Regions from separate parts of the Homo sapiens genome. Here region 1 is linked to region 2. Evidence: read pairs that join two places in POLR2A ChIA-PET (ENCODE). Cell type or tissue: PC-3. All regions are shown on one strand. Each heading gives the region's core, and the rest is flanking DNA. Links, peaks and the distances in the headings are about the cores only.

What was found. ChIA-PET counts read pairs that join two places held together with the same protein. Peaks named below come from ENCODE experiments on the same cell type or tissue, not always from the same donor. Only the 100,000 strongest peaks of a DNase experiment are listed, where the experiment ranks them.
Region 1: POLR2A ChIA-PET joins it to region 2 with 7 read pairs; 2 of 35 experiments call an interaction of 5 or more read pairs at or near these places.

The regions. Positions count from the first base shown.
Region 1 is chr19:47,211,329-47,214,236 of GRCh38, forward strand. No RefSeq gene overlaps it. Among named protein-coding and RNA genes, the nearest start is that of MIR3190, 14 kb to the right of the region's middle. In PC-3, for the core only: no CTCF peak of the experiment used is centred there; no DNase peak of the experiment used is centred there.
Region 2 is chr19:47,722,092-47,724,999 of GRCh38, forward strand. The region is part of intron 3 of EHD2 (EH domain containing 2); the gene reads left to right. Among named protein-coding and RNA genes, the nearest start is that of EHD2, 10 kb to the left of the region's middle. In PC-3, for the core only: no CTCF peak of the experiment used is centred there; a DNase peak (open chromatin) is centred at 1,670; H3K4me3 peaks cover 739 bases; H3K27ac peaks cover 862 bases.

The DNA of each region.
Region 1 (2,908 bases), core at 240-2,739, 510 kb before region 2:
GCAATGAGCTGAGGTCGCACCACTGCACTCCAGCCCGGGTAACAGTGTGACACTCCATCTCAAAATCTGCAGTCAGTCAGGCATGGTGGGAGGCTGTGGCGGGAGAAGCACTTCAGCCCAAGAGTTCGTGACCAACTTGGGAAACAAAGCAAGACCCCATCTCCACAAAAAAAGAAATAGCTGAGCATAGTGGCTTGTGCCTGTGGTCACAGCTGCTTGGGAGACTGGGGCAGGAGGATCACTTGAGCCCAGGAGTTTGAGGCTGAAATGACCTGGATTTCACCACTGCACTGAAGCCTGGGTGAAAGAGTGAGACACTGTCTCGAAAAAAAAATCCCAGCACTTTGGGAGGCCGAGGCGGGCGGATCGCGAGGTCAGGAGTTCAACACCAGCCTGACCAACATAGTGAAACCCCGTCTCTACTAAAAAAAAAAAATACAAAAACTAGCTGGGCATGGTGGCGCGTGGCTGTAATCCAGCTACTCAGGAGGCTGAGGCAGGAGAATCGCTTGCACCTGGGAGGCGGAGGTTGCAGTGAGCCGAGATCGTGCCACTGCAGTCCAGCCTGGGCAACAGAGCGAGACTCCATCTCAAAAAAAAAAAAAAAAGTTATCTTGACGTATGTTCTATTAGCTCATTACAGGTGTGGAAGAGATGGCTTAGGTTGCAGGTGGTAAGTTTAATGATAACAACCAATGGTCATTATACCCATGCAACCTGCCTGGTACTTTTCAGAATCCTTGTTCTTTGAGTTGGAATCCCCACAGCAACCCCATGGGGATAGATGCTGTTCTCCTACCCATACTGGAGATAAGGAAACAGGCTCACCTCACAAGCAAGGGAGAGATGGAAATGGCGCTGACTGGGAAAGCTGCGGTGCGGGGCACTCAGTAGAGATTCATGTAGTGGCACGGCTTGTTCGCTCAGTGAGAACAAGATTTTGGGCTTCCCTTCACAAGTCCCTGAGACCCAGTAGTCACTGGAAAACATCATGTCGGCCTTCATAAAAGAGGGCCTTCAACTAGGTCCAAAAGGGTGGGTGGATTTGGTTCCTAAGCTTGTACGATATTCAAGCAATATACAAGCATAAAGAGAAGATTCCTCTCCGCTGCAGGGCACAGCCTGTCAGCACAATGTTGGCCACATAATAAGAGCAGCTGACTTCACAGCTAAACTGCATTTTGGAGAGAAATATGAGATGCTTTTTGGACATGTTAGCTGTATCCACTTTCTTTTTTTCTTTTTCTTTTTTCTTTTTTTTTTTTTTAATAGACGGAGTCTTGCTCTGTCACCCAGGCTAGAGTGCAGTGGTGTGATCTCGGCTCACTGCAACCTCCACCTCCTGGTTTCAAGCAATTCTCCTGCCTCAGCCTCCCAAGTAGCTGGGATTACAGGCCCCGGCCACCATGCCCAGCTAATTTTTGTACTTTTAGTAGACAGGGTTTCACCATGTTGGCCTGGCTGCTCTCGAACTCCTGACCTGAAGTAATCCACCTGCCTCAGCACCCAAAATGCTGGGATTATAGGTGTAAGCCACAGCGCCCAGCCTAGCTTTATCCACTTTCATATCCACTCCCCGGAGGTCACCCCTGTTAACTGTTGAGAGTGAATCCTTCCAGACTGCCATGTTCAAACCTAGACTCTACCACTCAGCCATGTGACCCTCGCTACACTACTTTCTGTTACCCCATCCCTAAAATGGGTAGAATAGTGGCACATTCCTCAGATATGTGGGGATTAAAAAATCAGTCTTTGAATCAATATTGCTCAATGTTAGCTGCTATTTTACATATTCATAAATAACTTTTTCTCCAATGTGCTTTTTTCTCAATATGTCTTGGAGATCCTTGTCAGTATTTCATGCATCAAATTCCATAACCAAAACAGGTGAACCATTAACTATTGAATCAGTCTGCTGCTGTGTGACATTGTGCACACTTAGGAAAGACTTCCCAAAGCCAAGTTCCAGGGTTAGCAAGTATAAAAATGCATTTTAGGAGTTGGTTCTTGTTTTTTATTTTGTTTTGTTTTTTGAGACAGAGTCATGCTCTGTTGCACAGGCTGGAGTGCAGTGGCGTGATCTCGGCTCACTGCAACCTCTGCCTCCCGGATTCAAGCAACTCCTCTGCCTCAGCCTCCTGAGCAGCTGGGACCACAGGCGCCCACCACCACGCCTGGCTAATTTTTCTATTTTTAGTAGAGACGGGGTTTCACCATATTGGCCAGTCTGGTCTCGAACTCCCAACCTGATGATCTGCCCACCTCAGCCTCCCAAAGTGCTGGGATTACAGGCATGAGCCACCGTGCCCAGCCTGTTTTGTTTTTTTAGTGATAGGGTCTTACTCTGCCACCCAGGCTGGAGTGCAGTGGTGTGCAATCATGGCTCACTGAAATCTTGATTTTGAGGGCTCAAAGTGAGTCTCCCACCTCAGTCTCTTGAGTAGCTGGGACCACAGGCAGGCACCACCATACCTGGCTAATTTTTTCCCCCGGCTAATTTTTTTTTTCTTTTCTTTTTCTTTTTTTTTTTTGAGTTGGAGTGTTGCTCATTTGCCTAGGCTGGAGTGTAGTGGCATGCTCTCAGCTCACTGCAAGCTCCACCTCCCGGGTTCACGCCATTCTCTTGCCGCAGCCTCCCGAGTAGCTGGGACTACAGGCGCCCGCCACCACGCCCGGCTAATTCTTTGTATTTTTAGTAGAGACAGGGTTTCAGCATGTTAGCCAGGATGGTCTCGATCTCCTGACCTCGTGATCCACCCGCCTCGGCCTCTCAAAGTGCTGGGATTACAGGCGTGAGCTACCACGCCCGGCCTTTTTTTTTTTTTGTATTTTTAGTAGAGACGGAGTTTCACCATGTTCCCCCTGGCTAATGTTTTTAAAATTATTGGCTGGGTGCGGTGGCTCATGC
Region 2 (2,908 bases), core at 122-2,621:
CTAAAGGTTAAATTAGTTAAAACATACAAAGCACTTAGAAGGTGCACACTTGTGTGTGCACACAGTAGGCGCTATGGAAGTGCCAACAATGCCTGTTTTCGCTGGGTGAGTGCCGTTGTGGGCCCAAGGTTCCTTTTTGCCACGTCTCCCATCCCACACTGACTCAACCTCTCTCCCTTCTTCCCTCCCCGCCCCATGAGACACACTTTCCGAATCTGGGCCAGTATGTGTGTTTGTGGAGACACCGGGAGGGAGGGGGGGCTCCAGTTGCTGTCCCTCCAGTGACTTGGCCCTTCCTCCCCCAAAACAACGGCCCCCAACCCCATCCCGGTCCCTGCGTTGCCCGCAAGGAGGCTGCTTCCTCTCAGGCAGGATGGGTGCAAGCACCAGCTCCCCGGAGGAGCATAGGGGCCCATGGGACTCCTCTTCTGTCGCCTCTTACCTGTGTGTCTTGAGTAAGTCCCCTAACTTCTCTCTCTTTTTTTTTTTTTGAGACGGAGTTTCGCTCTTGTTGCCCAGGCTGGAGTGCAGTGGCAGGACCTTGGCTCACTGCAACCTCCGCCTCCTGGGTTCAAGTGATTCTCCTGCCTCAGCCTCCCGAATAGCTGGGATTACAGGTGCCCACCACCACACCCAGCTAATTTTTTTGTATTTTTAGTGGAGACGGGGTTTCACTATGTTGGTCAGGCTGGTCTCGAACTCCTGACCTCAGGTGATCCACCCGCCTCAGCCTCCCAAAGTGCTGGGATTGCAGGCGTGAGCCACCACGCCTAGCTAGTCCCCTAACTTCTCTGTGCCTCAGTTTCCTCATCTGGAAAATGGGGTCAGAACAGTGCCCACCTCCTGGGGTTGTTGTGAAGAGTCACTGAGTGAGCTCTAGCTGGAGGGCATGAAGTCAGTAAATCAGGGCTAGCTCCTTGTTCTGCCAGTTAACTCTTCGTCCTCCGGGTTCCCACTCTGCCTTCCCTCCTCCTGGAAGTCCTCCTTGACCCCCAGGCTGGGGGTTGGGTCAGGCACTGGCCCTGGGCTCCCACAGCTCCCTGGATCCCCCTGCCCACCCTGGGCTGACCACTCAGGGGCCAGGTCTGTGTCCCCAGTGGGCTGAGAGATGTAAGGACAAAGCTGAAACTGCCTCAGCCTCCACACACACAGCAGGGACCACAGAGGGTGCTTCCCAGTGGGTGACATCACCATGACTTGCTGAGTGCTTACCGTACATCCAGCACTGTTTTTAAAAAAACAGTTTCATTGAGGATTAACGTACACGCCATAAAAACTCAACCATTATGGCCGGGCTCAGTGGCTCATGCCTGTAATCTCAGCACTTTGGGAGGCTGAGGTGGGCGGATAATGAGGTCAAGAGATGGAGACCATCCTGGCCAACATGGTGAAAACCCATCTCTACTAAAAATACAGAAATTAGCTGGGTGTGGTGGCACCTGTAATCCCAGCTACTCGGGAGGCTGAGGCAGGAGAATTGCTTGAACTCGAGAGGCAGAGGTTGCAGTGACCTGAGATCGCGCCACTGCACTCCAACCTGGGCGACAGCGAGACTCCGTCTGAAAAAAAAAAAAAAAAAAAAGCTCAACCATTTTTTTTTTTAAAGAGACAAGGTCTTGCTCTGTCTGCAGGCTGGAGTGCAATGACGCAATCATGGCTCACTGCAGCCTCCAACTGCTGGGCTCAAGTGATCCTCTTGCTTCCTCCTCCTGAGTAGCTGAGACTACAGATGCATGCCAACATGTGTGGATAATTTTTTATTTTATTTTTTTCTGTAGAGACAGGGTCTTGTCATCTTGCCCAGGCTGGTCTCAAACTCCCAGGCTCAAGCGATCCTCCTGCCTCTACCTCCCAAAGTGCTGGGATTACAGGTGTGAGCCACTCTGTCTGGCCACTTCCATCATTTTTAAATGTACAGTTCAATGCCAGGCATTATTTTAAGCTCTTTATATATATTAGCTCATTTATATTCTTTTAATCTTCACAACAGTCTTTTTTTTTTTTTGAGACAGAGTCTCACTCTGTCGCCCAGACTGGAGTGCAGTGATGCTATCTCGGCTCACTGCAACCTCTGCCTCCCAGGCTCAAGCGATTCTCGTGCCTCAGCCTTCTGAATATGTGGGACCATAGGCATGAGCCACCAACACCGGGCTAATTTTTTTGTATTTTTAGGGCTAGGCTGGTCTTGAACTCCTGGCCTCAATTGATCTGCCCACTTCAGCCTCCCAAAGTGCTGGGATTACAGGTTTGAGCCATCACACCTGGCTTCACAACAGTCCTATGATTTGCATTTTACAGAAAAGAAAACACAAGTTCAGAGAGGTTAAGCTACTTGCCTAAGGTCACACAGTGGATGGGGGCAGAGGAGGGACTCAACTCCAGGTCTTCCAGACAGCTAAGTCAGGGGGTCTCAATCGCTTCTCTCTGCTCTCCTCAGCATTGCTTGTTGGTGAATAAATGAGTGAAGAAGCAAAGGTGAGAATGAGTGGATGAAGGAGTGAATGAGGAAATGAATGGTGAAAGGAATGAATGAATGAGCATGGGAACCCATGGCTGGGATGGGTGCTTCATAAGAGCAAGAATCTTGTCTGTGTGTTCTCTGCGGTATCCCAGGCTCCCAGGACAGGGCTTGGCACACATGAGACTCTCAGTAAGTATTGCTAAATAAATGCAAAATATTTAACTTCTCAGCCTGGCCAACATGGTGAAACCCCGTCTCTACTAAAAATACAGAAATTAGCCAGGGTGGTGGTGCATGCCTGTAATCCCAGCTACTCGGGAGGCTGAGGCAGGAGAATTGCTTGAACCTGGGAGGTGGAGGTGGAGGTTGCAGTGAGCCACATTCATGCCACTGCACTCCAGCCTGGGCGACAGAGTGAGACTCTGTCTCAAAAAAAAAAAAAAAAAA